Linked DNA regions of Mus musculus: region 2 is linked to region 1. The links are chromatin loops, found by intact Hi-C in ENCODE. Cell type or tissue: heart. All regions are shown on one strand. Links, peaks and the distances in the headings refer to the core of each region. The heading gives the core; the rest is flanking DNA.

The links. Peaks named below come from ENCODE experiments on the same cell type or tissue, not always from the same donor. Only the 100,000 strongest peaks of a DNase experiment are listed, where the experiment ranks them.
Region 2: it touches region 1 in a loop (5-fold over the local background); 1 of 42 quality-filtered maps calls a loop at or near these places.

The regions. Positions count from the first base shown.
Region 1 is chr3:93,443,104-93,451,427 of GRCm38, forward strand. Tchh (trichohyalin) reads left to right here. Exons shown (of 2, transcript NM_001163098.1): 2 at 290-5,974. The coding sequence ends at 4,951. Among named protein-coding and RNA genes, the nearest start is that of Tchh, 4.9 kb to the left of the region's middle. In heart, for the core only: CTCF peaks have their summits at 3,138, 4,331 and 4,579; DNase peaks (open chromatin) are centred at 1,618 and 4,528; H3K4me3 peaks cover 4,669 bases; H3K27ac peaks cover 1,909 bases; H3K27me3 peaks cover 1,665 bases.
Region 2 is chr3:93,518,997-93,527,320 of GRCm38, forward strand. It overlaps S100a11 (S100 calcium binding protein A11), which reads left to right and starts at 1,500. Exons shown (of 3, transcript NM_016740.3): 1 at 1,500-1,557; 2 at 5,055-5,203; 3 at 6,996-7,292. The coding sequence starts at 5,063. The coding sequence ends at 7,151. In heart, for the core only: CTCF peaks have their summits at 1,915 and 3,778 (motif pointing right); DNase peaks (open chromatin) are centred at 1,495, 1,945 and 3,795; H3K4me3 peaks cover 1,660 bases; H3K27ac peaks cover 950 bases.

The DNA.
Region 1 (8,324 bases), core at 83-8,082:
TTTATATGTGAGTACACTGTCGATCCCTTTAGACACACCAGAAGAGAGCATCAGATCCCATTACAGATGGGGTTGTGAGCCACCATGTGGTTGCTGGGAATTGAACTCAGGACTTATGGAAGAGCAGTCAAGTGCTCTTAGCGGCTAAACCATCTCTCCAGCTCCTCTGTGCATTTTCTAATCGCTCCAAATAGTCCCCTCCCCAAAACAAACGTGAGTGCAAAAGTTTACTACTTGTAAATAATTAATTATAAAACTTTTTTGTTTGTTTGTTTTAATCTTTTCATAGAGACCACATGACCCTGAGACGATAGACCTGACCCTAGAACTTCTGGATCGCGACTGCAACGGGCGTGTTGATTTCAACGAATTCCTCCTGTTCCTTTTCAAGATTGCTCAAGCTTGCTATTATGCTCTCGATCAGGCCGCAGAGCTAGGCGAGAAGAGAGCCCTGCCCAATGAAAAGAGGAACCTGTCACAAGATCGCAGGCAAGAAGACCAAAGGAGATTCGAGCCCCGAAGCAGACAACTGGACGAAGAACCTGGGCGCCGAAGCTGGCAGAAGAGACGTGAGCAGGAGGAGCGCGCTGAGGAGCAGCGGCTGGAGCAGCGCTACAGGCAGCACCGCGATGAAGAGCAGAGACTGCAAAGGCGAGAACTGCAAGAACTGGAGGAACGCCTTGCAGAGAAAGAGCCGCTTGGCTGGAGTAAGGGTCGTGACGCGGAGGAGTTTTCTGAGGTAGAGGAACAGCAAAGGCAAGAGAGGCAGGAACTCAAGGGCAAGGGCCAAACAGAAGAGAGAAGGCTGCAGAAGCGCAGGCAAGAAGAGCTACGCGAACCCCTGCTAAGGCGCGATCTGGAGTTGAGGCGCGAACAAGAGCTAAGGCGCGAGCAGGAGTTGAGGCAGGAACAGAGGCGCGAGCAGGAGCTAAGGCGCGAGCAGGAGCTGAGGCAAGAGCTGAGGCGCGAGCAGGAGCTGAATCGAAGGCAGGAGCTGAGGCGCGAACAAGAGCTAAGGCGCGAGCAGGAGCTGAGGCAGGAGCTGAGGCGCGAGCAGGAGCTAAGGCGCGAGCAGGAGTTGAGGCAGGAACTGAGGCGCGAGCAAGAGCTAAGGCGCGAGCAGGAGTTGAGGCAGGAACTGAGGCGCGAGCAAGAGCTAAGGCGCGAGCAGGAGTTGAGGCAGGAACTGAGGCGTGAGCAAGAGCTAAGACGCGAGCAAGAGCTGAGGCAGGAGCTGGCTGAGGAGGACGAGCTGACGCGGATCCGGGAACCCGACGAGAGCATTACCCAGAGGTGGCAGTGGCAGCTCGAAAACGAGGCAGACGCCCGTCAGAACAAGGTCTACTCTAGGCCTAGCAGGCAGGAGCAGAGGCTTCGCCAGGAGCTGGGGGAGCGTCAGCTCCGGGAGCAGGAGGAGCAGCGCCGCGACCTCCAACAGGAGCGTCCCGCTGAGGAGGCGCGCCAGCGCAACCAGTGGGAGAGGCCGCAGCGGGCGGAGGAGCGCCTGGAGCAGGAGCAGCGGTTCCGCGACAGGGAGGAGCAGCGCTTCCGGGAGGAGAAGCTGCAACGAGCAGAGCTCCAGGACAGCCTCCTAGATGAAGAACAGAGGCGACTCCAGGAGGAACGCCGAGAGCCAAACAGGAGCCGGCAACTGAGGGAAGAAAGCCAGAGGCGCCGCACACTGTACGCCAAACCCAGCCAGAGGCAGCGTAGGGAGGAGGAGCTACGCGAGGAACGGCTGTTGCAAGAAGAGCAGCGCCAGCAGCGGGAGAGGAAACACCGCAGGGAGGAGGATCTGCAGCAGGAGGAAAAGCGGCTGCAGCAAGACGAAGAGCAACTGCAGCGAGAAAGGAGGCGCCTGCAGCGGGAGAGGCAGTATCAGGAGGAGGACCTGCAACAGGAGGAAGAGCGGCTGCAGCAGGAGGAAGAGCGGCTGCAGAGAGAAAGAAGGCGCCTGCAGCAGGAAAGGCAGTATCAGGAGGAGGACCTGCAGCGGCTGCGGGATGAAGATCAGCGCAGGGATCTGAAATGGCAGTGGCAACCAAGGAAAGAAAATGAAGTTCGTAGTAACAGGCTCTTCACCAAACGCAGAGGGGATGAGGAACCCATCCAGCAGCTGGAAGATTCTCAGGAGCGAGAGAGACGTCAGGATCGGCGGCCTCTGCAAGACGAAGAGGAAGAGAAGAGAGAGCTGGAGCAGGAGAGGAGGCGTCGACAGCAGCGCGACCGTCAGATCCTAGAGGAAGAGCAGTTTCAGCGAGAGCACCAACGGGAAGCCAGAAGACGAGATGAGACGTTCCAGGAGGAAGAACAGCTCCAGGGAGAATCGAGAAGACGGCAACAGGAGAGAGAGGGCAAGTTCCTTGAGGAGGAAAGGCAGCTGCGGACAGAACGGGAAGAGCAGAGGCGGCGTCAAGAACAAGAGAGAGAATTCCAAGAGGAGGAGGAGCACCTCCAAGAACGCGAGAAAGAACTTCGGCAGGAATGCGACAGAAAATCTCGTGAACAAGAGCGCCGCCAGCAGCGTGAGGAAGAGCAGCTGAGGCGTCAGGAGCGGGACCAGAGATTCCGTCGGGAACAAGAACGCCACCTGGAACGTGAGGAAGAGCAGCTGCGGGACAGACCATCCCGCCGGGAACAAGAACGCCACCAGGAACGTGAGGAAGAGCAGCTGCGGGACAGACCATCCCGCCGGGAACAAGAACGCCACCAGGAACGTGAGGAAGAGCAGCTGCGGGACAGACCATCCCGCCGGGAACAAGAACGCCACCAGGAACGTGAGGAAGAGCAGCTGCGGGACAGACCATTCCGCCGGGAACAAGAACGCCGCCTGGAGCGTGAGGAAGAGCAGCTGCGGGACAGACCATCCCGCCGGGAACAAGAACGCCACCAGGAACGTGAGGAAGAGCAGCTGCGGGACAGACCATCCCGCCGGGAACAAGAACGCCGCCTGGAGCGTGAGGAAGAGCAGCTGCGGGACAGATCATTCCGCCGGGAGCAAGAGCTCAGACGGGACAGAAAATTCCATGAGGAAGAAGAGCGCCGCGAGGAACTGGAGGAAGAGCAGCGTGGCCAAGAGCGGGACCGTTTGAGGGTGGAGGAGCAGCTTCGCGGACAGCGAGAGGAAGAGCAGCGCCGCCGCCAGGAATGTGACAGAAAATTACACCGGGAACTAGAGGTCCGCCAGGAACTGGAGGAAGAGCGGCTGCGGGACAGAAAGCTCCGCAGGGAACAAGAGCTCAGGCGCGACAGAAAATTCCATGAGGAAGAAGAGCGCCGTCATGAGGAGTTCGAGGAAAAGCAGCTGCGCCTCCAGGAACCGGACAGAAGATTCCGCCGGGAACAAGAGCTCCGTCAGGAATGCGTCGAGGAAGAGCGGCTGCGGGACAGTAAGATCCGCCGGGAGCAAGAGCTCCGCCGGGAGCGCGAAGAAGAGCGGCTGAGGGACAGAAAGATCCGCCGGGACCAAGAACTCCGCCAGGGACTGGAGGAAGAGCAGCTGAGGCGCCAGGAACTTGACAGAAAATTCCGTGAGGAACAAGAGCTCGACCAAGAACTGGAGGAAGAGCGGCTGCGGGACAGAAAGATCCGCCGGGAGCAAGAGCTCCGCCGGGAGCAAGAGCTCCGCCGGGAGCAAGAGTTCCGCCGGGAGCAAGAGCTCCGCCGGGAGCAAGAGTTCCGCCGGGAGCAAGAGCTCCGCCAGGAGCGCGAGGAAGAGCGGCTGAGGGACAGAAAGATCCGCCGGGACCAAGAACTCCGCCAGGGACTGGAGGAAGAGCAGCTGAGGCGCCAGGAACGTGACAGAAAAGTCCGTGAGGAACAAGAGCTCGACCAAGAACTGGAGGAAGAGCGGCTGCGGGACAGAAAGATCCGCCGGGAGCAAGAGCTCCGCAGAGAGCAAGAGCTCCGCCGGGAGCAAGAGTTCCGCCGGGAGCAAGGGCTCCGCCGGGAGCGCGAGGAAGAGCGGCTGAGGGACAGAAAGATCCGCCGGGACCAAGAACTCCGCCAGGGACTGGAGGAAGAGCAGCTGAGGCGCCAGGAACGTGACAGAAAATTCCGTGAGGAACAAGAGCTCGGCCAAGAACTGGAGGAAGAGCGGCTGCGGGACAGAAAGATCCGCCGGGAGCAAGAGCTCCGCCGGGAACGCGAGCAAGAGCAGCGGCGCCGCCTGGAGCGTGAGGAAGAGCAGCAGCGTCTCCATGAGCGTGAGGAAGAGCAGCGGCGCCGCCAGGAGCGCGAGCAAGAGCAGCAGCGGTGCCTGGAGCGTGAGGAGGAACAATTTCGCTTTGAGGAGCAGCAGCGCCGCCGCCAGGAACGCGAGCAACAGTTGAGACAGGAGCGCGACAGAAGAGTCCTTGAGGAAGAAGAGCTTCGTCAGGAAAGGGAGGAGCTGCTGCACCGCCAGGTGGGTGGCAGGAAATTCCGGGAAGAGGAGCGACTCCGCCTGGAAAGAGAGGAACAGCAGCGTCGTCTCCAGGAGCGTGACAACAGAAGATTCCGCGAGGAAGTAGAGCTCAGGCAAGAAAGGGAAGGGCAGCAGCTTCGCCAAGAGCGTGACAGAAAATTCCGTGAGGTAGAAGAGCTTCGCCAGGAAGAACAGCGCCGCCGCCAGGAGCGTGACAGGAAATTCCGGGAAGAGAAACACCCACGCGAGGAACGCGAGGAACAGCAGTTGCGCAGGGAGAAGCGAGATGGTCAATACCTGGCTGAGGAGCAGTTTGCCAGGGATACGATTCGTCGCCAGGAACAAGAACTACGTCAAGAAGAGGAACAAAGACGTCGCCAAGAGCGGGAGAGAAAATTCCAAGAAGAGCAAATCCGTCGTAGGCAAGAGGAGCAGAGGCGCCGCCAAATCCTGGAGCCTGGTACACGCCAGTTTGCCAATGTCCCAGTGCGTTCCAGCCCTCTCTATGAGTACATCCAGGAGCAGAGGTCTCAATACCGCCCTTAAAAGATGCTGCAAACATCCTGGCACCAGCCAAAGCTTCAAGCAAAAGAAAATGAGAAACACTAGGGTATCCAGCGATAACTCAAGTGTTTCTGGTTGTGGGAAAACTCTCTGATCTTAGAATGTGTCTTTTCTTACAGAATCTTAAACTATACTAATTTCATTTCCTTTAATTCCTGTCTTTCATTCTTCCACAGGTAGTTCTTTTTTGCAAGATGTCTTTGTTCTTTAGTGAAGATATGATGTGCACTTTTAAAACTAAGCCATTTAATTTTTTGAACGAATTTTCTTTGAGGAGCACATTGGTTTATTGCCTTCTTAAATAACAAGAATAATGCAAGCAATCTGATATTCAAAGTAATTGAATCGCTACTTTTAGTGGTGGATCATTTTATCTAAAGCTTTCATTTTATGAGTTCAAGTTGACATTTTCTTTGGCTTAAATTTTGTCTTTACCTCCAAATGGTTTTCTTAGGTTTTGTTGCAAAATTATGACAGATTCCATCAGCAGGCTGAAACTTAGATCCCTCAGATAATGTAGGAGGAAGAGGATTTATGCAGAAAATAATATATGAAGTCAGTTCATAACTGAACAAATCTTGTTAAGAGAAATGCTTGACAGAAAATTATAATTTGGCATTATATTTTTTATATTTTGCATCATCTAAAATCTCATGAAGTGAAAGCAAGGTGGTCCTCAAACAACTCAAATTTAAAACTGTAGTTGTAGCACTCTGTTCCATTTCCCCAAGTCTTATTGAGTTTGAGAATTTTTCTACTTTTGTACATTTTGGTTTAGAGGGAACCTACTCAAGATTCTGTAAACATTTGTCTTGTTTGGGTCCAATAAAAGTTCACAGAGTGATGGCAAAAGGAAAAGGGAAATGTATGAACAGAGGACAAATTTCTAGAGGTCTCTTTATTATACTTAGATGCTCACAGTACTTTGAGGCTTTATACTACCTGGAAGACATTCTTGTTCAAATAATTGGACTGTTAAAAATCAATAAATGTTTGGCAAATATTTTTTCTTGTCTGTTTTAATTATGTGCCTATCATAACTCATATATAGTCTGGAAATTCATGTATTCCCAATATCTTATGGTAGTTTTACTATTAGCTATGTCCAAATAAGAAAGGAAGAAAGAAACTTTGATTTTTTTTTCTACAAATTTTCCCAATTAAGGTGACTCCTATATTATTTAAGAGTAAGACTTGGGCCGGGCGTGGTGGTGCACGCCTTTAATCCCAGCACTTGGGAGGCAGAGGCAGGCGGATTTCTGAGTTCGAGGCCAGCCTGGTCTACAAACTGAGTTCCAGGACAGCCAGGGCTATACAGAGAAACCCTGTCTCAAAAAGCCAAAAAAAAAAAAAAAAAAAAAAAAAAAAGAGTAAGACTTGGACAGCAAATTAGAAATTGGCATTATATTTCTATACTTAGTACCACTTAAAATTTCATAAAGCAAAAGCAAATGTTGCTCAAATAATTCAAATTAAAACTGCTATTCCATTTCCCCAAGTTTTGTTGAGTTTGAGAATATTACTACTTTTGTATATATTGCTTTAGAGGGAACTTTCTCAAGACCCTGTAAACATCTGTCTTATTTGGGGGCTGTACTGGCTAGTTTTGTGTCAAGTTGACACAGGCTGGAATTATCACAGAGAAAGGAGCTTCAGTTGGGGAAATATCTCTACAAGATCCAGCTGCAAGGCATTTTCTCAATTAGTGATCAACGGGGAAGGGCCCCTTGTGGGTGGAACCATCTCTGGGCTGGTAGTCTTGGGTTCTATAAGAGAGCAGGCTGAGCAAGCCAGGGGAAGCAAGCCAATAAAGAACATCCCTCCATGGCCTCTGCATCAGCTCCTACTTTCTGACCTGCTTGAGTTCCAGTCCTGACTTCCCTTGGTGATGAATAGCAGTATGAAAGTGTAAGCTGAGTAAACCCTTTCCTCCCCAACTGCTTCTTGGTGCAGGAATAGATGTTGTTTGTGCAGGAATAGAAACACTGACTAAGACAGGGGCCAAAAAGTTTTCAATGAGTGTTGGATGAGGTTAAGGAGACCCTTATATTATTTCCAGTACCACAGAGACTCTCTTTCTAAGTGTTTTGTTTTTAATGCTACTGCTTTCTGTATTCTTTCTTGCAGTGACTCACACTAGTCATGGCATACTGCACTCCCAATGTTGCTATTGCCTTTTTAAATGGAGTAGCTAGCCGGGTGTGGTGGCGCACACCTTTAATCCCAGCACTTGGGAGGAAGAGGCAGGCAGATTTCTGAGTTCTAGGCCAACCTGGTTTACAAAGTGAGATCCAGGACAGCCAGGGCTACACAGAGAAACCCTGTCTCGGGGGAAAAAAAAAAAAAAGGAGTAGCTACTTTGTACTTAAGCCAGTGATGGAACATGACCTAAAATTTAGGAGCAGCTCTATAGACATAATTAATGACCCAGTGATTGAAGCAACATAGTCCATGAGGTGCCTGAATGAGAAAATGCTAAATAATAATTAGTCTAAATGTTACATTACTATCACACAATGCAGATACCCCATGCCACTCTATTATCATTGTATTAAATTCTATTATTTAATTGAGTAACTAGGGAAGATTTTCAAAAAGACTTTATTAAGATTATCGCTATTTTAAGCCATGTGTAGCAGCACACTCCTTTAATCCCAGAACCCACAAAGCAAAAACAGATGGGTCTCTGAGTTAGAGGCAAGCCTGACCTACAGAGCAAGTTCCAGGACAACCAGAAATACACAAAGAAAGCCTATCTTAGGAAAAAGACACAGAGAGAGGGAAGGGGGAGAAAAGAAAATTAGTATTTTTATTTGTGAAAATCATGGAAAAGTGCCCTAAAATTATAGTCAACATTTTAGTCAAAGGCTAACAATGCAACTCCTGAATGTCATTTTGGTTGAATAAGGAGACTCTTAATTGTAAAGAGTCTAGACTCTCTCACACTTTAACACAAATGTAAGATGTTCATCAAAAACAAGCTAAAGAATCCTTTTGTTCTTCCAAACTATAAAACCATTTTTTTCTCCACATATATATTTTTCTCCAAGTGCTTTACAGAAGCCCTGGAAGAAATCCAATATTTTCCCCAAAGATCCTCATACAAGGGTCTCCTTCTAAATTCCCAGCTCCAGGACATTCTACTTAACAACTAGTTATGCTACAGTTCAGCAGTAGTAGTGAAAGCCATTCAGACTTCTTATAGCAGAAATTATTGCTTCAATTTTAATAATGCCCTTTTTTGACAAATATATCAAAAAAGCCCTAGCTACTCATAGCACAGTGGCGGGAAAACTTGGAGACCAACCATCTTTATACAGCTGAATGATGTACCTATCAGGGCAGGACCATGATG
Region 2 (8,324 bases), core at 33-8,032, 76 kb after region 1:
CTTTTATTGTGTGTTTTGTTCTAAAGTAAGCAGTTAATCAATCAAAATTGCACATTGGGAAAATGTGTTTTTATTGATTAAATATGTTTTTATTGGAGGGCAAGGGCCCAGTTGCAAAATCAATGGAAAAAGGGAGTGGGGATGTAAACTCTATCAGTGCAGGTGTGGAAGAAGGACAGGTGGGTCCAAGCACACAGTAAGCTGAAATTCCAAGGGCCATGATTTTAGAAAATCGTGTAAGAAAGTAATTTTTTTAAAAACATGGTGCTAATGTTTTCAAATAAGGAAAATGGGAAAATGGTCACATCATCGGCAGAAATGGAAAGAGGGTGGATCTAATTATTTTTTGAATTATTGTTGGAAACACAAGAGTGTTTGTTTTGGTTTGGATTCTAATTTTCTTATGAGACAAAATCCTACTCTGTAACCCAAGCCGTTCTGGAATTCACTAGGTAGGCCACAGGCTGGCCTTGAACTTGCAGTAGTCTTCCCTCTTCAGCCTTGCACATGCTGAGATTATAGGCAAGGGCCACCATGTCTGACTTCAAGGGTTCCTAAACAAGAGACAGGAACTGTGACTGGTGAAATTGGGGGAGCAGAAACCAGGAAGCATTCACACAATGCCCTATTCACATCTACTCTGCAAGTTGTTCTTTTTTTTGGGGCGGGGGGTGTCTCCTTAAGGGCATCACTCTATGTGATAGACATTCTACGTGCCTTTACTAAGTGGTGAAGGCAGCATGGCTTGTTTATAGATGGGAAAATGGAAGCTCAGAGGGGCCAGTACTTGCCAAAAGTGCTGCAGTGATGTTGTGGACCAAGGATTAGAAGCTGGAAGTTTGTCATACAATTCCCAACTTTATTGAAACACAGACAGGAAAATGCCGCACTTGCACAGGGAGATGTTTAGCTGCAAGAGTTTTCTTAACTGTCATTTTAAAACTTGAAAGCAGGGTGAAAATTATCTCTAGACAATAATCACCAATATTCTGTTGGCAATAATCACTGCCCTTAGGTAGGCCAGATGGTGCACACCTATAATCCAGCACTTGGGATGCGGGGGTAGGAGGGTCCTAAGTTTGAGGCTAGCCTGTGCTACATAGAGAATCAAAGTCAGCTTTAGCTACTCAGGAATACCACGTGTCAGAAAAATTTAAAAAATCACAACTGTTTATTAAATTTCTTCAGTGTAGCAGGACAGCCCCAGCTCCTAGGGACCTACTTGATGAGCACGACTCACATTCTTTCTGCTTATCTGACCTGAACTGCAAATGGACACGTGCATAGAAAAAGAGCTAGGGGCATGACTTCCCCTAAAGCCAAAAATCTTTGAGATTCCAGGGAGAGAGGAACAGAGACCTGTTGAGTCACAGGGACTACAACCAGTGAGCTGAGTCTAGAGCACCGACATGGGGACAGGCCGAGGCCTGCGGAGGGGCGGGGGCCGGGGCGGGCACAGCCTGAGTCAGGCTGAGGGGCGGGACCCGGACCCCGACCGCCACTCCTGTCCCAGCCACCGTCAGCCACAGTCGCAGCCGGACCTCGCTCCTCAACTTGGTAAGCATAAGTTTTTGAACTTTTTAGATTTTTTTCTTTTTAATGAAAACAACAAAGAGCTACGCATGCTCTTGGCTGGGTGTATCTTGGACTAACGTGTGGACGTGGCAGAAAATGGATCGGGAAGATGAAACTGTGGGAGGCAATTAGAGAAGAGTGGAGGGCACGAGGAAGCCCTAAAATTACACCCTAATAACAGCCTGTGGGGAGAAACGGCGGTCTTTTGTTCTCCCGGGCAAAATAAGTTCTAGGCTGGGTGCGGCTGCCTAACTGGCCTGAGCCCGGGCTGGGTGCGGCCGCTAGACTCCCTGGGGCCGTGAGCCCCTGAACCCAACCAGTGGCGGCCGCCAGAGAGCTGCAGACTCAGTGAGAACTTGGGGCAGCGTCGCTAGGCGTTCATGAAGACTAGAAAGAAAGCGGTTCAGAACGTAGCCTTCCTGAATTCTGGGGGACTCAGCTGCGGGGAAACCGCAGGCAAACAGCCAAGACATACAGATGAGAAACCGGAGCCTGTTGCAGCCATTGGAACCACAGACAGGAATGTGGGAGGAGGCCAGTCCCTCCCAGCTCGCTCTTTTCCTCTCCCCCTTACTCCACTCCCAGCCATCTTTTTAGCCACTCCCTACATCACCTGCCTGTCTCCTACCTGCTACTTCAGTTCCCCTCGTTTCTTTAAAAAATGTTTCCAGTAATTCACATCCCCTCCAAAATCTACCCCTTCCTTTGACTCTTCAAAGAGGATCAGCAAATGTTGGAGAGAGGCCCAAGTGCGTTTTTGCCCTAGTCCCAAACTAATTATAGATTTTTATGTTTTTAAATGGTTGGAAGACATTCAAAAGGAAAAGAATCCCTTGTAATGCATGAGAATGGCATGAAAATCAAATGTATAGAGTTTACAGGCACCGCCACACCCTTTTGCTTTATGTATCCTCACCCTTGCTGCCTGACTATGGCAAGAGTGATAAGATCTTATGGAGCATAAAGAGCTAAAAAATATCCACAGCTGTCCCTTTATTGCAAATAACAGCAACAGAAAGCTTGCGGACCCCTGCTTTGGTGTGTCAGTCTTTCATCACTTCCTACTTATTGTTTCCTTCTTCCCCTTTTCATCACACAGGGTACCTAGGGCCCAGCACCAACAGGTTATGAGGTGAAAGGAGATAGATGAGACCCTGAACACTTGAAGGAAGAGCTTTGGTGCTGGTTGAGAAAGAGATAGTTGGTGTGGTTCCCTCTTTTTCACATATTTCTGTCAAGGGGAAGCTTCCCTGGAACGTTGGGTGTTTAGGTTGCGTTTTAAAAGGATCTCACTGCGTCCTTTCACAGTGGGGTTTTCCTTGCTGTCACTGTTCCCATCATGCAAAAGGGCGATGGTGTGGGCCGTGCCCTCTCTTTCAGCCGCTGCTCCACATGGGCAAAACCTTCCCATCTGAGCCCTCTGTTCTAAGGGAAAGAAGAAAGGAGCATCTATAGGCCTGGAACCTCCTCCCCAGTCTAGCGAGTCCTCCGTGCCAACTCTCCTGCTATCATGTGACACACTAATAAGGCAGCTAGATTTTAGTTCTGATAGGAAGAGCATGTTGTGTAAACACTTGTTTCTAGGCTGTGGTGTTTGGTGTTTCCCCCCCCCCCCCCCCCTAACTTACCAATAGTTTTCTCTCCTTCAGACTCTTTAGAAAGAACTTATCTCCAGAAGAAGGTTCAGGTACTCTGGGCATTCCTAGGTGCAGTGAGCCACAGCAGTGCAATTTTGATAATAAGCTGCTTAAGATAGGTGTTAGGAACGGGGCATGGTGGCGCACGCCTTTAATCCCAGCACTCAGGAGGCAGAGGCAGGCGGATTTCTGAGTTCGAGGCCAGCCTGGTCTACAGAGTGAGTTCCAGGACAGCCAGGGCTACACAGAGAAACCCTGTCTCGAAAAACAAAAACAAAAACAAAAACAAAAACAAAAAAAAAAAAAAAAGAAAGAAAGAAAGAAAGAAAAAGAAAGATAGGTGTTAGGAAGAGAGGCTGCGGGGCTGCCAGCTTTTGTCATCTTTAGCATGTGCTGTTGCACAGCCTGAAAGCTTCCAACTTTCGTATCCAGAAAGTCCGTCTTAGAGAGCAGTCAAAAACTAAATACTAAATTACATACATACATACATACAAATCATAGTTAACATCAAGCGAGAAAGTGTCAGGGTGTGGTTGACAGGGTCTAGGAAACCCTGCAGTTGCGCTGCTACCCACTAGGGGGAGCACAACGGATCAATTCTGGATTCTGGGAACAGATCTCAACCAGGATGACTCAACTCAGTAGAATTTCCTTTAGGAATTCTGCTGTGGGAAAAGCAGAGTCCGGCACAGAACTTGAATGATGCTCTTCCTGGTGCAACCACAGCTTTGGTTTAACTCTGTGTTAAGACATTCCAGCCACCATTCCTTTGGAAATGAGTGGCGTTTGGATGAAACAAAGGCAGAACTCTGTAGAAAGGAACCTTGTAGCCGAGAGCCTAGGGGTGACGCTACCCTGATAGTTGCCCTCTCATGCCTTAGTTCTGCACAAGTAAAATTAGTGACGTCTAGCTTTCTGCTTTACACACACACAATAAATCTATAGTTTCACTAGGTAGCCCAGGTTAACCCAAACTCTTGATCCTCCAAGGGTATATGCACCCCCACACCTTGCTGAATATACTTTCGAACGTCTAAAATGTCCTCTCTCCTCCCCCCCCCCCCCCCAGTGCACGATTACAGATGTGCTGTTCATTTTCTTCAGAGAAATTCATGAGAATTACTTTAGGGCATCTCATTCAATCACAGTAGCCTCTTGTGGAATAGGTCACTCACTGTAATCTCCCTCCAAAGTTCAGAACATGTGTGTGCAGATTCCTATAGTCATATGAACAGATTATTCATATGTTTTCTCACACTGTCTAAGAATATCAGAAAAGTTCTCCCTTGTCTGAGTCATCTAGTGTTTCTAAGCACTCGGAGTTCTGTGTGGAATACCTTACTGCATGCACTGGAGCTATCAAAAGGAAGCTCACAAAATATCACTTGCTGTTTGCCTCTCTGACCCCTGATAAATGAACAAGACTGCAAGAAACTGCTTCAGCCAAAGATGAGGCACTGCGCTCCTCTGGCACACTCTATTCTCTAGCCTTCCTAATTCTCAAATAAGGAGAATATATTACAATAAAGAAGATTAAATTTGGATTATAATTCAAAATAAGAAAAGAATTCAATAGGGGCAAAGAAAAATATAGGAAAAATAGTTTACAGCGATTAGACCAATATTTATATTACAGTAAATGGCTCAAAACTAAATACTGCATAATTCTATACACTAGAAAAAAATTTAAATATAAACATACATGTATATTTAAATCAAGAAAATGGAATAAAAGGGCATACGTTAATATTCAACCCAAGAAAACTGGGTGAAGTACACTCTTTAGGTACAGTAATTCTCGAAATATTTTTAACCTGAGCCCTCCATTTTTGTTTTCCCCAGAAGCAAAAATGCCTACAGAGACTGAGAGATGCATTGAGTCCCTGATTGCTGTTTTCCAAAAGTACAGCGGGAAGGATGGAAACAACACTCAACTCTCCAAAACTGAATTCCTTTCCTTCATGAACACAGAGCTGGCTGCCTTCACAAAGGTATCTGTCCCAGCCCCCATACCCTGACTGCTTACTGCACTGAACAGGAGCCCAGCAGAATGGCCTTGCATGAAACAGCCTTACTCCAGTCACATGGTTGTAACTAAACATCTTACTCACTTGAAATATGGCTAATGACTTTCTAAATTGATCTAAATGTAAATGTAGAGAGTGGCTGTGTGTGTGTGTGTATTATAGGACATTTGAACATGTTTCTAGTTAGGGTGTGGCTCAGCCCTTAGTACACACTTAATCCCTTGAGAAGAGAGAGGAAAGGGGAGCTACTTGAAGGAGAGACAGACAGTACAAGAAGAGAGTACAGTGCAGGAATACAGTAGAGTTCATTGAGAGCAGTGCAGTAGCGTTGAGAGGGAGAGTGGAGCAGCAGAGAGGGAGGAGGAGACAGTTTAACTGGGATAGTTGTACAGAAACACGTTGCAAGAGAGAACAAGCTGGACACAGGTAAAGACAGAATGAGCAAGAGAATGAGAAGGAGCCAGAAGATTAGAAAAGATTGCTAGATTTAGTTTGAAACCAAGCGGAGCAATTCGGAGGCTGACAGAAAAGCTAAGTTGAATAAGTCATTTGGGTGAGCAGCTAGAGCCAGAACAGTTGAGTTGACCAGCCACCTGGAGTTCAGAAAGAACTAGAAGGGGTGAACTTACTGAGCAGCAAGTCTCAGAGGCTGAAAACATTCTAGGCCTAGATAAGATAGTATGGAGGCTAGAGGCTTCCAGGATGAGGCCTAAGTTGGCAGGCTGAAGCAGTAAGCCTTCAAGATGACAATTACATCAGATTATGTAACGTGTGTATGTGTGTGTGTGTGTGTGTGTGTGTGTGTGTGTGTGTGTATGTGTCTGTGTATCTGTGTGTGTGTATGTGTGTGTCTCTGTATGTGTGTGTGTGTGTGTCTCTGTGTCTGTGTGTGTATGTGTGTGTGTATGTTGGAGATGGGTGGAAGATGAAGCTTCTTATGTAACGTGTGTGTGTGTGTCTGTGTCTCTGTGTGTGTGTGTGTCTCTGTGTCTCTCTGTGTGTGTGTGTATGTGTGTGTGTGTGTCTCTGTCTGTGTGTGTGTCTCTGTGTCTGTGTGTGTGTGTGTGTGTGTGTGTATGTTGGAGATGGGTGGAAGATGAAGCTTCTTATTTAACGTGTGTGTGTGTGTGTGTCTGTGTCTCTGTGTATGTGTGTGTGTCTATGTCTCTGTATGTGTGTGTGTGTCTGTGTCTGTGTGTGTGTGTGTCTGTGTGTGTATGTGTGTGTGTCTCTGTGTCTCTGTGTGTGTGTGTGTGTGTGTTGGAGATAGGTGGAAGATGAAGCTTCTTATTTAACGTGTGTGTGTGTGTGTGTGTGTGTGTGTCTGTGTCTGTGTGTGTGTGTGTGTCTGTGTGTGTGTGTGTGTCTGTGTGTGTATGTGTGTGTGTCTCTGTGTCTCTGTGTGTCTGTGTGTGTGTGTGTGTGTCTGTGTCTGTGTGTGTGTGTGTTGGAGATGGGTGGAAGATGAAGCTTCTTAGGCAGGACCTGTAACTTTCTACCTCAAGCCACTCACTGCCTCGTGGTTTATATATGGGAGTTGCATCCAACACTTTCCAAAGTTGAATAACCCTTAACGTCACAGAAAGAACATAGGACAAGGAGTAAAGAAGTCTGGATTTGTGTCCAGGTCTGCTGCTAAAGCAGGTCGCTCTCAATAACCCCTTCCCGGACTTTCTACTCCACTGAGAATAAAATGTGGCAGCATATTAAGAGGCACCGAAGAAAGTGAAATATAAAGATGTCATTGTTTTTGCAGAACCAGAAGGATCCTGGTGTCCTTGACCGCATGATGAAGAAGCTGGACCTCAACTGTGACGGGCAGCTAGATTTCCAAGAGTTTCTCAACCTCATTGGTGGCTTAGCTATAGCGTGCCATGATTCTTTCATCCAAACTTCCCAGAAGCGAATCTAATCCTCTTAGTTCCCATCCAACCACCAAGTCATCACCTCCCCCGACCCCATCCACACCTGCACTGAGCCCAGCACACCTACCACAACATGTATCCCACGCCTGCTGGCAAAAATAAAACAATGCCATTTTTTTTTAAATGTACACTGAGAGTCAGTAGATTTGTGTAAGGGAGTGTGACATGGAAGCTGGTAGCAGGAGCTGCCTAATAGACAGTGAAGATGCTTCTTGTGTATGCATGAAATCATGACCAATGAACGATGGAACCAGAATCAGCTTGGATTTTTCAGGTTGCTGCTCAGAGGCCATTTGTTGTCACAATTCCCTGATTAAATATCTATATCATAGGCCTGACTGAGGACACAGCCAGAAAGCCAAGGACCTGCCTTTGATTTCCAGTGGGGAAAGAGAACTAGAACACAGGATTCTCCCACATAAGGGCAGATGTCCCAGGAAGGAAGGAGGATAAGCCTATCACTGTGGCTGAACAGTGTGCTGCTGATATATGAAAGACAGGAGCAAGCGTCTCGAGGATGAAGAGGACTGCTCAGGAGAGGGAGCTGGGACGGGGAAGGGACAGAATGGGACAAAAGATGTCAGTGTTTCATGTTTAGTTTGGACTTCCTCACCTGTGGCTGGCTTTAGCTGATACGAAGTCTTCAGTTTATAAACCCCATCACAAAGCAATACAGAGAAGGCCTGGATGGTGAGGAGCCAGGAGATAACACTTTAGAGAAAAATGAGGAGAGGGTAACAGGTTGTAGCAGAACGTTGTCCTTCCCAAGAAGTTAAGCAAAAGTGGACCAGACTGTGAGGTTGTTTAGGTGGGTAAAGGTCCAAAATGAAAGTCAGTGCTTCCAGCTAACAAATACCATGTTTTTGGGGGTATAAGTATATCTCCCTCTGAAGGACCTCCTTAATTGGCCAGCTGCATACGAATGTGGGGAAGTCTGGAACCTGGAAAAGTTTCCATATTCCTTTTGTGGGTACACCCTGTTTTTTTGTTTGTTTGTTTGTTTGTTTGTTTGTTATTTTTTAAAATAATAACCACAAAACCCCAACATTACCCCAGTGAAGAGATGGAAAAGTACCAAGCACGTTAAGGTAATGCTGGTCTGTTGGCTCTTCTACAGTGGCTCCCTTTAAGTCATCAGGATTCAAGGAAATTAAATGGGA